2 separate regions of the Mus musculus genome follow, and region 1 is linked to region 2. Evidence: chromatin loops called from intact Hi-C (ENCODE). Cell type or tissue: heart. All regions are shown on one strand. Each heading gives the region's core, and the rest is flanking DNA. Links, peaks and the distances in the headings are about the cores only. Region 1 has its middle 4.3 kb from the start of Dpy19l3. Region 2 holds the start of Nudt19 (nudix (nucleoside diphosphate linked moiety X)-type motif 19).

Region 1 (8,333 bases), core at 59-8,058, 200 kb before region 2:
CACATCCATTTCAGCACAAAGTTCTACTTATTCCTATAAGAGAACCCAAAAAATAATCTGAGGCCATACAGTATTGCCTAGGTATCTGTCACCAGGGGGGCTTTGCTTCTCCGTCTCAGATACCACGACGGAGCTCTCCATTGCCCAGGAAGTGGCATTACAGCAGTCCAGAGAGGCAAGCTGGAAGGAGCAGCCAAGGCCACTGATTATTCCATGAGAAGCGGGCACAAGTGGGACTCATCCCACTTGGAAAGCGAATGCGATCAAGCACCATCCTCTGCTGTCACTGGAGAGCTGGATTATTCTCCTCCCTCATTCAGAAACACACAACACTGATCCCAGCCCTGAAAATGAAAAGAAATGTAGAAGGTAACCATGGAGATTAAAAAAAAAAAAAAAAGAGCACAGAGAAGTCGAGGTATGAAGAATAGCAGGTGTGAAGGGGAAAAAAAAAATACCGAGGCTTCAAAGCTCTGTGAACTTAACTCTGACCGGTTGCACTCACCTAATGGCATGCCTGCCTATGCCAATCCACTCTGTCACTCACTGGTTTTAAACCATTTCAAATCTGGATAGCACAGAGTTTACAGAGGAAGAGAAAAATATTAACAATATTTCAAAATGCTTTGTTTGCAGACCCTCACAGAAAGGGGGGCATATCAGCAGATGCTTAAAGGCTGGAAAGGAGACATTGTTAGTTCCCATGCAACGGTGCAATGATCTGTGAGCATTAACAAAGCACACAAACATGTACAGCTTCCTTTATAAATATGTATTAGAGCTGAGAGCATTGCTCAGTGATAGAGCAGCTGCCTAGAATCCCACCTTCCACCTAGCCTGGAGGCTGGGGCGTGGCTCTATGGTAGAGCCCCTGCCTAGAATCCTCCAGTGAGGGGTTGGGGGCGTGGCTCTGTGGTAGAGCCCCTGCCCAGAATCCTCCAGTGAGAGGTTGGGGGCGTGGCTCTGTGGTAGAGCCCCTGCCTAGAATCCCCCAGGGAGGGGCTGGGGGCGTGGCTCTGTGGTAGAGCCCCTGCCTAGAATCTCTCCACCACCACCACCACCACCACCACCACCACCCCCCACCCCCCCCCGTTGGGGCTGGGGGTGTGGCTGAGTGGTTGAGTGCTTGTCAGCTGTGCATAAGGGCTGGAGTTCGTTCTCAGAACTACAAAAATCACAAACGACTTAAGTGAGCTGAACCAGGCTGAGAAGAATGCCAAAAACAGATCTACCTCTGTGGTTCCTGACTTAGAGCCATACACAAGGAATGTATGAAAGAACCCTAGCAGAAAATATTAGGAATTCCATTTGTCCTGACTTTAGTCATATTTATATATGAACATACTTATATATTTATAGAAAGAGGGGATAGAGAAATAATAATCCTGACCAAAAACTGGGGACCACTGCTATGTTATGAAGACATTGAGAACCAGTATGGTGGCACACCTGAAATCCCAGCACAGGGAGGGGAAGCTCTAAAAGGACAGTGAGCCCAGGTCCTCTGCAAGACCAAATGCTCTGAGCTGTAAAAGTAGTTTTCTATTCTCTTGTAGTAATGGCCATTCCCATGGCTGTCTGCCTGTCTGCTAACTTGGTCCTGGAAGCTTCTAGCCTCTGTACAATTTAATCTAGGCCTAGAATGTTTCCATCTCTGAGACTTGCTGCTGAATAAGCTCACTCTCTCTACTTTTTTCTGAACTCTACCTGGCGGGTTCAACTCAGCTGTTCTGTTCAAACTCCTCTCCCAGCTGACTGACTCAATCTGGCTTCTCTCTCAGCTTCTGAATTGCCTCTGCTCAGCCTCTAACTCTAGCAGTCTTTTCTCGTCTGTCTTCTGGCTCCTTCTCATTCTATCTTTACCTGTATCTAGCTTGCTCTCTCTTCAATCTGTCTTTGTACAATTCCCAGTAAAGCTGCCTCCTCCTCCTCCGCCTCCTCCTCCTCCTCCTCCTCCTCCTCCTCCTCCTCCTCCTCCTCCCCCCTCTCACCTCCACTGCACTGCTCTCCGTGGACTCTCCTGTATTCCCGCACTGTACTCCCTTTTCCTGTGCTGTCTGTCTGTCTCTCCCTTAAGTAACTTCCCTTTCCTCTCTCTTCTCCTGAGAGTTGGGCAGATCCTATTCTGTAAAATCTTTCTCTGGTTTGTCACTTTGTCTGCCCCTCAATTAGACATCACTTTCAAACATGGATGCTTCCTTCTACAAACTAAATTGACCTTCATTGTGTAAGATTAATGGTGTGTACTAATGGCATGTCTGTATTCCAGCCAGAAGGATTAAAGGCATATGTTAAGGGCTGAGCCACACCCTAACTAGAAATAGGTTCAGATATGAAACACTTAACTTCTGAACAGTCTCAACAGCCCTGGGCCAGACTGTATCCGCTTCTGTCGCAGATGCTGTATTGTGAAGGTCTCCTTTTTCCCACACATATCTATGTGTCCACTGTAATGTCAATGATCATGAATTGTTTCACATTTCTCAAGACAATAGACAGAGTGGCTGAATTATTTTTTCATGCCTAGAAGTAGGATAATGTCCATTGCTGTCTCAAACCTGAGAAAAGCATTCTACAAAGAGACAGTCGTTTTAGGCCTGCTGACTTATGCACTGGCTCTGTTTGCTGGTACATCGGTTGCTGGTGCAGGGAACCACACCCTTGGCCTTATGTGCGTAAGCAGGCACTCTGCCACTTCATGGTGTCTCCAGCCCTTGTTGTTTGTTTGTTTTATCTTTGTTTTCACCTAAAAATACTCTTCAAATGATATGTGTGAAGGAGGGGCATGTGAATGCAGGTGCCCAAAGGTCCCCAGTGCCCGCCCTCACACTGGAGCTCTAGGTAGCTGTGAGCAGCCGCTGTGGGTGCTGGGGACCAGAGCAGCATTTGCTCCTGATCACAGAGCTCTCGAGGCTTCAGCCCTCTACCTAGCCTTCTGCCTTAGCCTCCAAGGATATGGGATTATAGGCATGCACCTTGGTTCTTTGAAAAAATAATTTAAACAGGGGCTTCGTGGTTAAGAGCACCTGATCTTCCTGAAGAGGACCCAGTTTGGTTTGAGCAACCACACTGCAGCTCACAATTTGCCTTTAACTTCAGTTCCAGGGGGAAATCTATCGCCCTCTTCTGGCATCCCTGGGCACTGCATGCACTCTGGCTGGAATACAAACACAAAATAAACTCTTTTTAAAAAGAGAACATAATTCAAAATATAAAAATAATTCAAAGGATCTGGAGAGATGGCTAGGTCATTAAGAGCACTGGCTGCTCTTCCAGAGGACCCAGGTTCAATTCCCAGGACCTACATATCAGCTCACATTTGTCTGTAACTCCAGTTCCAGGGGATATGACACCCTCACACTGACATACATGCAGGCAACATCAATGCACATAAAATAAAAATAAATTATATATTTTTAAAAGTAATAATTTGTAAAAAGTAATTTAAATATAATGGTTCACAAGCTGGCTGTAAGTCCATGAGAATTTATTATGTAGTATAAGTAATTTTAAACATTCAAGTAAGGGCCATGAAATAATTGAACAATTAGAAAAATATTATCTAAGTCTTTCTTATTCCATATTAAGAAGATTCTGAAGCTAGGTGGTGGTGGCACACGCCTTTAAGGTCAGCACTGGGAAGCAGAGGCAGGCAGATCTTTGAGTTTGAGGCCAGCCTGGTCTAAAGAGCAAGTTCTAGGCTTGCCTGGGCTACATGGAGAAACCCTGTCTTGAAAAACCTATATAAAATATCTGCAGTTCAAGATACTAGAATAAAGTACTCAAGAAATCTGATCTCACAATGAAAGAGCTCAGAAACACTGTGAGCTCTGGGGACGACAGACTTGATCCTATAAACCTGGGAGATCGCACAGAGCAGAAGACAGCCAACCGATCACACAGTAATGAGAAGCAGCTGCCTGTGGTGGCCATGACAAATAGTAAGTATACACTCACAGCGAACAGAGGGTCGCTTCACAAGACATTAAATACCTGTGCAGGACAAAGCGTATAAAAAGAACAACCAGAGTAGAGACAAATAAAAACCCCCGCTATCATTGCCTTTACCTAACGAACACATACAGCAGGCATGGTGGTGCAGTGCACTAATCCAGTGCTTAGAAGGACGAGGGAGAATCATCTTGATTTCACAGTCAGCCTGGGCTACAAGATGAGTTTAAGGCTAGCCTGGGCTATACACCATGTTCACGGCCCTGCTGCAAAAACAAAGAGCCAAGGAGTGAGGCTATAACGAATGGTAAAGCATTTGCTCAGCATGTGCAAAGTCTTGTGTCCTAGCCCCAGCAGGCCATCCCCCCACCCCTGAAAAAAAAAAACCTAAGGTAATGATATATTATCTTCCCTCTAAGATTGGCAAAGATTAATTAAATATGTTCACTGTTGGCAAAGGTACAGAGAAATCCTAGCTGTAATACAAACTGGTAATAAAAATTAAAGTAATGGAATTGTTCATCCTTTTGCGATGTCGTTTGCCAACTTTTATCACAAACGAGAACATGAGTTCTTTCAGCTCTATTTCTAGACACATTTCCTAAAGAATTGTATATGTCTAAGAATGTTCCTACAGATTTGCTTAAAACTGCATAGAACCAGAAACTGGGCATACTATTGTACATGCCATCAGTCTAAGCATGAGAAGTCAAAAGCAGGCAGCTTAGCTCTTGGAGGCTAACCTGGTCTACATAGGCAATTTCAGTCCAGCCCAGGCTACAGAGTGAGAACCTGCCTCAAAAATAAGCAACAAAAAGACAGGGGCTGGAGAAGAGCTCAGTGGTTAAGGGCACTTGCTGCTCCTGCAGAGGACATGGGTTTGATTCCTAGCACCCACATGGTGACTCACAACCATCTGTAACTCCAGTTTCAGAGGGTCCTTTACCCTGTCCTGGTCTCCTGGGCATCAGTAGGTGCACAGACATACACGTGGATAAAACATTCATATAAATATTTCAATATTATATATTATTTATAGTCTGTATTATGACATACATAGTATATATTATAAATACAATGTAGTATATTATAATATATAAACTATATATAATATATTATCACATACTATAATTATATTATATTATATATCATACATTAAATTTTATATATTATATAAAAATTACTTATATATCTATAAATATATACCCTAATATCCAGTTAAATGGGAATATATAAAAGGAAATATACATCATGCCATGTCCATATTGATGATCAGTATTGCATTGATTACCTATCACTGTATATATAATAAAAGCCCCCTTCCCAAACCTGTCCCCTCACAACAATAACCATCTACTGTCTCAGAGTTTCGATGTATAAGAGTGATAAGCAGAGGTGGTTCTGCCCAGGATGGATCCTGCTATCAGCCGAAGCTGTCCAGGAGCTCCCCGATCTACTAACAGGGTAGCTCACTGGCAAGTGGCTGACTGGAGGCTGCTCCACAGGCCGCTGGGGTAGCCTCAAGACATAACCCTGAAATCCTCCCCTAAGTGAGCAATCCAACAGAAGCCAAGGCTGACACTGGACTGCCCTGTGTCCTAGCCTCACAATTCAGTCATACAGAACTGGGGCTTCCAGCCCCAGCCCAAATCCTGTGAAAGTGAGAAGGGAGAAAGGCTGCCCCCTGCTGTCTCCACCATGAAGTGATCAGCCCACCTTTACATTGCCCTCCCTCTACCACAGACGCCTAGGAAACCCCCAGGTTTCAGAGGTTATGTCTTGAGGCTACTCCAACAGCCTGTGGGGAGAGCCCTGTGAGCAGCAACTAGCCTAGAGCCAGCTGCCAGCCCTGCGGTGGCTGATCAGGCAGTTCTAGGTCAGCTTTCCTGAGCAGAACCAGCTCTGCCTATGTTAACAAAACAAAACAAACAAACAAAAAACCCAACTCCCCTATAAGTTGTTAAACACTTCAAGCCTGCTTTTATTTTTCTCTTTTGATGCGTCCCACGGTCCTGACTGCTCAAGTCAGAAACCTAGGAGCCCGCAGAGCTTCCTCCCTCTTCTTACATAATCCGTACAGACACCCACACTACTCCAGCTGCACGGAGCACCTAAATATCCCAGATCTGCTGCGTTTTCTTCATCTCCATGGCTATCACCCAAGTTAATACTTTTTAAAAGACTTACTTCTATTTAAAAACGTTTAACAATGTCTTTTATGTCTATGTTTTGCGTCTGCACTGTATGGATGCATTGCCCACTGAGGCCAGAAGAGGGCATCAGATCCCAGAGGACAGGATTCACTGAGAATGTGGGTACTGGCAATCCAATGGAGGTTCTCTGAAGGGGAAGCCAGTGCTCTTCGCGGCTGAGACATCTCTCCAACCACCCCCTTATTTATATTTTTTTATGAATGTTTTGCCTGCAAGTCTGTATACCCCGTGCATGCTTGACGCCCTTGGGGATCAGAAGATGGCATTAGATCTCCTGAAATGGGAGTTACAGATGGTTGTGAGCCACCATGTAGGTGCTAGGAACTGAACCTGGGTCCTGTGACTTTAAGTATGATTCTAATTACATCTTTAAGATCCAGTTTTATTTGTGTGTCTGTGTCTGTGTGTGTGTGTGGGGGGGGGGGGGCGGAGGGGTCCCAGGGAGCCAGAAGAGGGTGTTGGAGCATCTGGAACTGAAGCTACTGACTCACATGGGTGTCGGAGCCTAACTGTGGTGCACCAAGTACTCAATCTCTGAGCCATCTCTCCAGCCCCTCCTCTTGCTTTCTTCATTCATCAGAGTGATTCCCGAGGGACACCTGTCAGCACTGCCACTGACAACATCACAGGAGAGCAGGAAGGCTCTTTATAGGACTTTTATTGTATGTGTATCGGTGTTTTACCCGAATGTATATATGTGCACCATATGCCTGTCTGATGCCCACAGAGGCCAGAAGAGAGCATCAGATGCCCTGGAACTGGAGTTACAGATGGTTGTGAGCTGCCACATGGATTCTGGAACCAAACCTGGGTCTTTTGGAGGAGCAGCCCTTAGCTGTTGAGCCATCTCTGCAGCCCTAAGGTAGGATATTTTTAGTGTAAATAAAGGTTAGTAAGCATCGCCCTTGAAACTCCAATCTGGGGGGGAAAGGAATGAGGCCCAAAGGTCAAGTACACTCGGGCCTTAAAGCAGACCCTGTTTAACATAAGATCCATGAGAGGAACTCATCATTTCTGTTAGCAAACTTTACAGCAAGTATTCTGTGCTGGGATCCTTGCCTGCAGCTGGCGAGGGTTCATCTAGATCTGCAGTGGAATGGGGGAAATTCCTTCTCCTTCCTCCATAATTTCCCTTGCCTTTCTATCGTGCTTCACTACAACTCATCGTCTTGCTGCATGCTTGTGACAAGCCAGTACTCTATGTCTCTGCATATGGCCCAGGCAAGAGTTGGACTTGTCATCCTCCTGCGGCAGCCTCCTTCCTCAGCAGGACTACAGGAGCGCCATCTAAGACCTTAAATCTCAGACTTTACTCTTAGTGCGCACCCACTTTCTATGAGAAGCACTACGACCCGACGTTCTTATGACAGTTCTTGCCTCGTGTTACAGACATGAAGCAGCAGCTGAATACTGTTCCCCTCAGGGACATGCGCCTCACACCAGTTACATGTTCCACAAATCACTTTAAGTAGGTGTGGGGTGAGGGGCTATCTAATAAAGCATTCTGAGCAGTGTGTTCTTGGTATTAACAGTCGACAACCAAAAGAGAAAAAGATCTATCAGGGACAGGTAGCTAAGAAAGGCAGGGTGTATGGAACAATTTTTGTTGGAATTAGATGACAGGCTGCCTTTTCGTAGGTACTGATCTCAGTGGGCCATCCACTACCAAAACTCAGTCTGGCGCACACCTTCCTTTAGTCACAGCACTCAGGAGGCAGAGGCAGACGTGAGGCCAAATTGGTCCACACGCAATTTCAGGCCAGCCAGAGCTAGAAAGTGAGACCCTGTCTCAAAGAGAGGGAAAAGATGCTGACAAGCAGTTTAAAGATAAGAGGAACATCTAGGACTCAATACTGAAGGTGCATGTTAAGGAGGAGAATTAACAACAAAGGCCAGAGCAGTACTACGGCGGCGGCGGGAGGATGGGTGTGGATGGGTTGGGGGTGTGGGGACTGAGAGGCATGTCTTTGGAGACCCAAAAGTGTCTGCGGATTTTATCACTAAACAACGTCGAAAGTGCATATAGCCGGACATTGGAGGCAGGAGGTAGAGCTGGGAAGGTCCCCCGAGACTGGGTAACCTTTCTTCGGGGCACCAGGGACTCCGAACACAGGAACAAGCCAAGCTTAAGACCTGCCTCGGAGCCTAACACCCCCAAAACAGCCCTCT
Region 2 (8,333 bases), core at 285-8,284:
TTAAGATTCAGTTTCTGGGTTGGAGCAATGGCTTGTGGTCAAGAGTGCTTGTTGCTTTTACAGAGGACCTGAGTTCAGTTCCTAGAGCCTACTTTGGCAGCTCATAATTTCCTGTGACTTCAGGTCCATGGGTATCAGACACCTCTTTTAGCCTCTGAAGGCACATGGACTTCTGTGCAATTCAAACACTCGAATACACACACACATACACACACAAATAAATGAAAAACCCAGCTTCTTTCTGACTGTGCAGATGCACATTAGGACTCCATAGGCTGATTTTGAACAATCAGATGCATGAGGCCGTCTTGGCCTACACCGTCAGGCACTGTCTCAGAAAACCACAGGCATTACCACAGTAATGCCGTATAGAGGTGCGATATTTGCCTAGCACAGCCAAAGGTGTGGTTATGACCCTCTAGCACTACAAAAATAAATGCATGAGCACCACGTCTGCTGCTTCGCTTTGTACTCCAGGCCTTGGTTGATTTGTTCTAGAGTGGCCAGAATCTGGGAACAAGACTGCTGCTATCAAACCAAACACTAAGGGTCACAAAACCACAGAGCCATTTTAGTGAATGTGCCCTTCCTGAAAAAGTTTAATCTCTTGTGTAACAGGTTAGGCATCTGTAGTAGTAACTTTTTAACCTTATTGGCGTTGGCAAGTATTACACAAGTATACTGACAAAGCTTGCAGTGTCTCACACATAATATTATCACTCTGGGAAGGTCACCAGCCTCTTAAGTCAGAACTTAACTCCTTCCTATCCATTGCTCTGCATAGTCAGTCAAGTACCACATTGTGTTGTCTATTTCCCAAATGCACTTTAAACCAGTCCCCTTTTCCTATTCTATTACCATTCTTTTCATTGAAGCTTTTGTTTCTTGCCTAGTACATTCTATAGCCTCCAGGCCAGGCCCACACATCTGAGTCACTGTACAGTTGTCAGTATGTCCTTTAAAGACACGGGAATCATCCTGTTACCACTTGGAGGAAAGAGGATTTTTTTTTTTTAATGTAGGGGGCTGGTGAGATGGCTGGGGGAAGGGGCAGGAGGCAGGTAATGGCACTTGCAGCTAAACCTGATGACCCAGGACATACATTGTCTTCTGGGCGCCACATGCATTCAATGGCACTTGCATAAGTAAGTAATAAGTGTAAAAAAAAAAGTTCCCATAATGACACCTGGGCTCTATAATAGATTTAGAATAAATTTCAGCTCAAATTTCCCGTGTCAGTGCCAAGAGCATCAGTTTAGACAAGGGTAGTCTGTTGGCTCACAGATAGACGGCGGCGGCAGGTTATCTTACTAAGGGCAGATACTTCTCAACCTGTGGCCCCATTTTCTGTTTCTGGAGATGCAGTAAGTACACAGACAGCTCCATCTTTAGACAGGTTAACATTAAAAATAACCAAAGTCAACTGCAAAATGATGAGGCTGGCACACACCTTTATTAGTCCTAGACTTGGGGAGGCAGAGACAAGCAGATAGATCTCTGTGAGTTCAAGGCTAGCCTGGTCGTCTACATAGCAAGTTCCCAAAAAAGCAAGACTACATAATAATACTTTCTCAAAACTAACAAAAAACATCTCTATAGCCCCAAGAATACAGCCTAACTCATCCGAAACCCTAAAAATATGTGATCAGTTAGGATGGGATTTACAAGAGTTGGTGACTGAGAGAGAGCTGCAAAAAGGGAGACAGAAACAAGCTGTTTCCAAAAAACAAAATAGAAGTGCAAGTCCTCCAGCCACTTAAAAGTTGGAGAGGAAGCCAGGCAGTGGTGGCGCATGTCTTTGATCCCTGCACTTGGGAGGCAGATTTCTGAATTCGAGGCCAGCCTGGTCTACAGAGTGAGTTCCAGGGCGGCCAGGGCTACACAGAGAAACCCTGTCTAAAAACAAAACAAAACAAAACAAGAAACAAAAACAAAAAGAAAAAGAAAAAAGGAAAAAAGGTTGGAGAGGAGGGGGAAGCATTGCTAGTCTAGGATTAAACATCTCCCACGTAGAAAGAGAACTAATCACACTAAGATAATTTTCCCTGATCCTCAGGTGCTCAGGCAATAACAACATCTACAACTTAAGACAGACTACCCCAAGGGACAGGGACTAGCCAAAGACATTCAAACTACAGAGTAGTTAGTCTAACTTGGCATCTGATCCACCCATTCGTTTATTAGCATGGTTCAAGAGAGCTCCAGACACCTTGGAACCTCCTATACAGGCAACAGGCCAGCGTAGGGGACAAAGTCCTAGTCGTTTGCGTTTAGTGGGAAAGGTTCACAACTAGAAATTATTTTCCACTCCACACTGGCACCCGTGCTCCCAGAGGCTGGCTGGTGACTGCAGCAGCTGTGACAGGGCTGTGACAGGGCGAGAATGACCCTGACTGAAGCGCAGGGCATTCGAGGAGGTGCTCTGGCGCGGGAATCACGCTCCTCCCACAAGTAAACCTCCGGAAGCCGCCAGGCCGGATTTTTCAGGCCCTCAACATTTATAGGGCTTCTGGACACCACTCTACGACCCGGCCACTTCCTAAGGGGGATCTGAAGGACGCCGGCCATGAGCAGCTCGAGCAGCTGGCGGCGGGCAGCCACCGTGATGTTGGCAGCAGGCTGGACCCACTCGAGCCCGGCCGGCTTCCGGCTGCTGCTTCTCCAGCGAGCACAAAACCAGCGCTTCTTGCCCGGCGCGCACGTCTTCCCGGGCGGCGTGCTGGACGCGGCCGACAGCTCACCCGACTGGGTGCGTCTGTTCGCGCCTCGGCACACGCCGCCGCGCTTCGGCCTAGGCCCGGAGCCCCCTCGGCAACCCCCCTTCCCCGGGCTGTCCCACGGCGACGCGGACCCCGCGGCGCTGCCCGATGACGTAGCGCTGCGCATCTGTGCCATCCGCGAAGCCTTCGAGGAGGCGGGGGTGCTGCTCCTGCGGCCGCGGGACGCGGCTCCAGCTTCTCAGGAGCCCAGTCAGGCGCTGTCGCCTCCGGCCGGCCTGGCCGAATGGCGCTCGCGCGTGCGCAGTGACCCGCGCTGCTTCCTCCAGCTGTGTGCGCACCTAGACTGCACGCCTGACATCTGGGCGCTGCACGACTGGGGCGGATGGCTCACCCCGTATGGGCGAACCATCCGCCGTTTCGACACCACCTTCTTCCTGTGCTGCCTGCGCGACATTCCGCGCGTGGAGCCCGACGTGGCCGAGGTGGTGGGCTACCAGGTAGGGGTCGCGGGACCCGCCCCCCGGGATGCGCTGAGCCTTACCCCAGACCAAAGGCGCACGTGCGTGACCTTGCTTTAGGCTCTCAAGGACTCAACTCTCACCCTAAGCGGGGGCGCGGCAATGCTCCCAACTGCCTGTTCTGGACACTTCCCAATTCACTTCATGCCCTAAATCGTTTTCATTCGGGTTTCTAGAACACATTATAGGATTTCAGTCATTAACTTTCTTCTTCCTTCTTCATCTCTTCCTGTTTCTCTGTTCCCGTTTCCTTCGTCTTTCGCTTTCTCTCTCCTTTCCCTTTCCATCTTTCTCCTTTTTCTAACCCCTTTCTCTCTCTGCATGCGCACGCGTGGTAGGTGTGTGTGTGTGTGTGTGTGTGTGTGTGTGCGCGCGCGCGAGTTGGTCTGTCTGTCTCCCTCCATCCCTCCCTCCCTTTCTTTTTCGTGTCACTTGCAATGCACCAGGCACAGTTAGTTAGGCTTCAGGCCTAGGACCCGAGGTCTTGAGTGTGCCACCGCTTCAAGTTCATCTTTTATTTATGCAAAAAAATGTTTTCAACTGCCCGTTATTTTCCTTTTTGTAAAATAAACAAAATGACTTATTTTAAGTTGTGTTCTGGTGTGAGAGTATATGCACGTGAGTGCAGGTGCCCATTGATGCCAGAAGTGTCTAATCACCTGGAGCAGGAGTTGAGGAAGGTTGTGAGCTACCTTGAATGGGTGCTGGGCACTGAACTCAGGCCTTCTGCGGGATGCTTCCTCTCCAGATCTCAGTTGAGCCAGTCTCTCGCGCCACTCCCTGTTTCTTGTACCTGCAGTTACACATATGTTGGACAGCTTGGCCTCCCACTGGACCTGGATGCCTCGTTCACTCATTTCAACCTTTTCCTCTCAGTATTCCAATTGAGTAAACTCAATGGCTGTTTTTTTGCTTTTTAATATTTGATTGTGTTTTTTTGAGACAGGGTTTCTCTCTGTAGCCCTGGCTGTCCTGGAACTGACTCTGTAGACCATGCTGACCTTGAACTCAGAGTTCTGACTGCCTCCGTCTCCTAAATGCTATGATTAAAGGCGTGTGCTGCCACACCCAGCTCAATTGTTTAAGTTTGCTTTTTTTTTTTTTAAATGAAATATCAACTGTAAATAGTATTTCTGGAAGCATTATAGCTGCCTGTAACCTCAGTACTAGAGGATCTGACGCCCCCTTCTGGCCCTCATCTGGTGTACAGATTTCTAAGCAGGCAAAAATACATGAATAAAAAGTAACTAACTATAAAGCGAATTTTTTCCTTTTTTTTTTAATTTAATTTTTTTTTGAATTTTTTTCCTTTTTATTTTATTATGTTGATAGTTCCTTTACATCTTTGGACCAATGGAACTGCTGAGAACAGGAGTTTGTCAGTTTGCCATAACCTAGACTTCCTCTCAGGGGCCTCTTGGTACAGATACTTACAGAGCTTCTGTGATGGAGGATGCAGACCTGCCTGCTTCTCTTGAGTCACTCACAAATGCCTTTTTCATCCTTTCCTTGAAGTACTGTCCAAAGCCTGGGTGTGCTTGCCCAGACATTCTCTAAAGCTACTCTGCTAACCCCGTCCACCAGGTGACCACTTAAAGCATAGCTCTCTCTCTCTCTATCCACCCCATCTCCCTTCTGCTAGCACCTGCTGAGATCTATAGCTTTGTGCTCTTAAACTGTAGTAAAAATTGTCCTTGAGCTTCTCTTTGACCCTGTTTTTAACTTCATCATTTTTTAAAAGATTTATTTATTTATTTTATGTATATGAGTACTCTTGCTGTAGCTGTCTTCAGACACACCAGAAGAGGCCATCGGATCCCACTACAGATGGTTGTGAGCCACCATGTGGTTTCTGGGGTTTGAACTCAGGACCTTAGAAAGAGCAGTCAGTGCTCTTTACCACTGAGCCACCTCTCCAGCCCTAAATTTGTCTTTTTAACAAACGATTTTATTTTATGCATGTGCATGCATTTTAGTTATGGACTGCATTTCCCTGCGCTTGACGTCAGCATGCTCTGAAGTTTTTGAGTGCATGTTAGCATTGTTTTTAGGTCGCTGGATGCAGGGTTTTGTTCTATTCTCTTAACTAGTGTTGCACTCTCCCCGGAAGGCAGTTAAGTTATTAGAGATGGACTTTACCCTTTTGAGGTGTGTTTAAAATGGTTTGCAAGTGGGTCCACAGTAGCATTCATCCTTGGGGCTCATTTCCCTGACGTTCTATTCTGTGGTTCTATTCCTGCTCACTTGAGTGGAAAAGCTCCTTACATTCAAAAAAGGCTTTCCCTCTGTCAGGAATATACTGCTGGGGAAAACTAGAAAACGTCTTGGATCCAGGTGAGCATGAAGAATTTAGTCAGCAACCTCCCAGGTAGTTGCTCTTTCCCTGGGCGTCATCAGGCCCAGGTAAGTAGTCAGTAGAGCTGTGGAGTTCAGTTCTGGGTAGAACTTCTCGGCACATGCTCACCAGATACTAAGTGAGCCTTCCAAGTTCTGCTCCAGTCTGCCCCAGTCTGCTCCAGTCTGCCCCAGTCTGCTCCAGTCTGCTCTAGTCAGTAAGACTCCTGGATGCTACTTAGTCTCCCCCAGTGCTCTTGGACTGGGATTGACTTTAAGCAGATAGGTGGGCTCACTTCATTCTATTATATATTTATTTACTTACTTATAGTTAGGCATTTTTGGTGTCTGAAAATAGATTTTTATTGCCAGGCAGTGGTGGCGCAGGCCTTTAATCCCAACACTTGGGAGGTAGAGGCAGGCGGATTTCTGAGTTCAAGGCCAGCCTGGTCTACAGAGTGAGTTCCAGGACAGCCAGGACTACACAGAGAAGCCCTGTCTCGAAAAAACAAAACAAAACAAAACCAAAAAAAAATTAGATTTTATTGAGTTGCTGTGTAACGTGTGGGTTTAGCTCTTGTGACTGAAAGGATTTTTGAATTTTATTTACTAATTATTAATATTTTAATTGGCATTTTATTGTTGTTAAGTGTTGTTATTTATACTTATTATTTGGTTGTTATTGATTATTTTTGTTTAACACGCATGCAGCTGACCAGAAGAGAGCATTGGATCCCCTAGAACTTGAGTTATGGATGGTTGTGAGCTGTCCTGTGTAGATGCTAGGGACCCAACTCTGGCCCTCTGGAAGAGCTGCAACTGCTTTTAACCACTGAGGCAGTTCTCTAGCCTCCGGTTCTTTCTTTCTGAGACAGGACCTCATTATCTTACCCAGGCAGGACTTCAACTCCTGGACTCAAGCAATTTTCCTGCTTCAGCCTCCTGACTAAGCAGGGCGATTGGTACATGGCAGTGTCTGGGCCTCTGAAAGTTATGCTGTCTCGGAGAGCTCTAGCAAGGCCTTTGGATAAGTTAATGTTTTTCACATCAAATCGATCTTGTATCCCCATCTAACGACCACAGATCTGACTGGTGACTCAATACATCTTACAAAGCTTCTCCCTTTGTCTCTTACAGTGGTTGTCCCCATCAGAGGCAACTGAATGTTTCCTATCAAAAGAAATCTGGCTGGCACCACCACAGTTCTATGAAATGAGAAGACTTGAAAACTTTGCCTCTCTCTCTGCTCTGTATAGATTTTGTTCGGATCGCCCATCAGAAGTACCTGAGAAATGGCTGCCAATAATACTTTTAACTTCTGATGGCACCATCCATCTTCTCCCAGGTGAGTCAGAGAAGTATAGCACTCCTGTTCATTAGGATTCGAGTTGGGTACAGCCAGGCTTTCTGGCAGCATTGCCCAGCAGAGAGGGAGGAGTTACAGCCTGTTTTATGTCGCCTCTGCCTGTGGGTGTGGCTAACCTCTGCTTATAGGCCACCCCCATGCACCCCCTGATAACTGAATGCAGCCCAATACAAAAGCTTATGCTTCCTGACAAGTTTTGAGGGATCTTTTTCTTAACTTCTTTATTTTAAAGTTTTTGTTTGTTTGTTTTTTTATTGTTGTTCAGCTGTGTGGTTCTCAGACATAATCTTTAATGTCAAGGGTTGCAGTAAATCTCCAACCCCAATAAGCCCGTGCAAAGAACAGACAACTCAGTTACAATATTTATAAGGATTGGGCAGATTTACCACTGCACTACTCTGTTCCCCAGCTATGAGAGCCATTGCTACTTGTGACTTCTCCAAGCCACATGGTTCTGCTCCATCTTCCTTCCACCTCCTCTTCCTCCATCTTCCCCTGTCTCCTCCATCTCCTTGTCTCCTCTCCTCTCCTCCTTCCTCTCTTCTCCCTCTCTAAAAGCTCCACCTTTCCCTTCCACTGCTCAATCACAGGCTCTAGCCTTTAGTTACGAGGTTTGCTGTGCCTGGTGGAATAGTAATTAAAAGGTCACTGTCACTCCACTGTGGTGGTGCATGCTTTTTAGTCCCAGTATTTGGAAGGCAGAGACAGGTGGATCTCTGTGATTTGGAGGCTAGTCTGGTCTACGTTGAGAGTTCCGGGACAATTAGGGCTCTTATACAGTGAAACCCTGTCTCAAAAAACGGAGGGAGGAGAGGGGAAGGCCAGAATCATAAAATGTACGTGTTTTAAGTTTGAGTCTGTTCTTGTGACAAATACCATGACCATAGACAACTTTGGGAGGAAGAAGGTTTATGTCAGACTGTGGGTTATGGTTCATTATTGAGAGAAGCTGGGGCAGTAACTTGAAAACAGGCCTCAAGCTTTACCACACACAGCATTGCTTCCAACCAACAAACTCACTTCACAATCAGAGGCATACATCAGGAACCATAGAGAATTCTACTTGCTAGCTGGCTCACAAAGAACTGTGCTTAGCTAACTTTCTTACTCAGTTTGGGACCCACTGACTAAGGAATGGTGCTGCCCACAGTGGGCTGTATCAAATAACAATCAGGACAATACTTCCACGGGCCCATATAATCTGGGCAGTCCTTCAATTAAGATACTTTATTTCAGATGACTATAGGCTGTATGGTTTTGTCCAAGTGAACTTTAGGAAACATAGTCTTTATTTTTATTTATTTTTGAGAAAATTTCTAATATAGATCTCAGACTAAGTGGCATAGAACTTACTGTTTATCCCAGGCTGGCATCCTCCTGCCTTCATTACCCATT

Evidence for each region. A loop is a pair of places that touch in the nucleus more often than their neighbours do. Peaks named below come from ENCODE experiments on the same cell type or tissue, not always from the same donor. Only the 100,000 strongest peaks of a DNase experiment are listed, where the experiment ranks them.
Region 1: a loop joins it to region 2, with 2.0 times the contacts of the local background. A loop is called at or near these places in 3 of 42 quality-filtered maps.

What each region holds. Positions count from the first base shown.
Region 1 is chr7:35,754,586-35,762,918 of GRCm38, reverse strand. No RefSeq gene overlaps it. Among named protein-coding and RNA genes, the nearest start is that of Dpy19l3, 4.3 kb to the right of the region's middle. In heart, for the core only: CTCF peaks have their summits at 3,128 (motif pointing left), 5,625 (motif pointing left) and 6,212 (motif pointing right); no DNase peak of the experiment used is centred there; H3K4me3 peaks cover 252 bases; H3K27ac peaks cover 448 bases.
Region 2 is chr7:35,550,038-35,558,370 of GRCm38, reverse strand. Nudt19 (nudix (nucleoside diphosphate linked moiety X)-type motif 19) reads left to right here and starts at 2,443. Exons shown (of 3, transcript NM_033080.2): 1 at 2,443-3,217; 2 at 6,710-6,917. The coding sequence starts at 2,567. In heart, for the core only: a CTCF peak has its summit at 4,428 (motif pointing left); DNase peaks (open chromatin) are centred at 2,410 and 2,940; H3K4me3 peaks cover 2,246 bases; H3K27ac peaks cover 2,510 bases.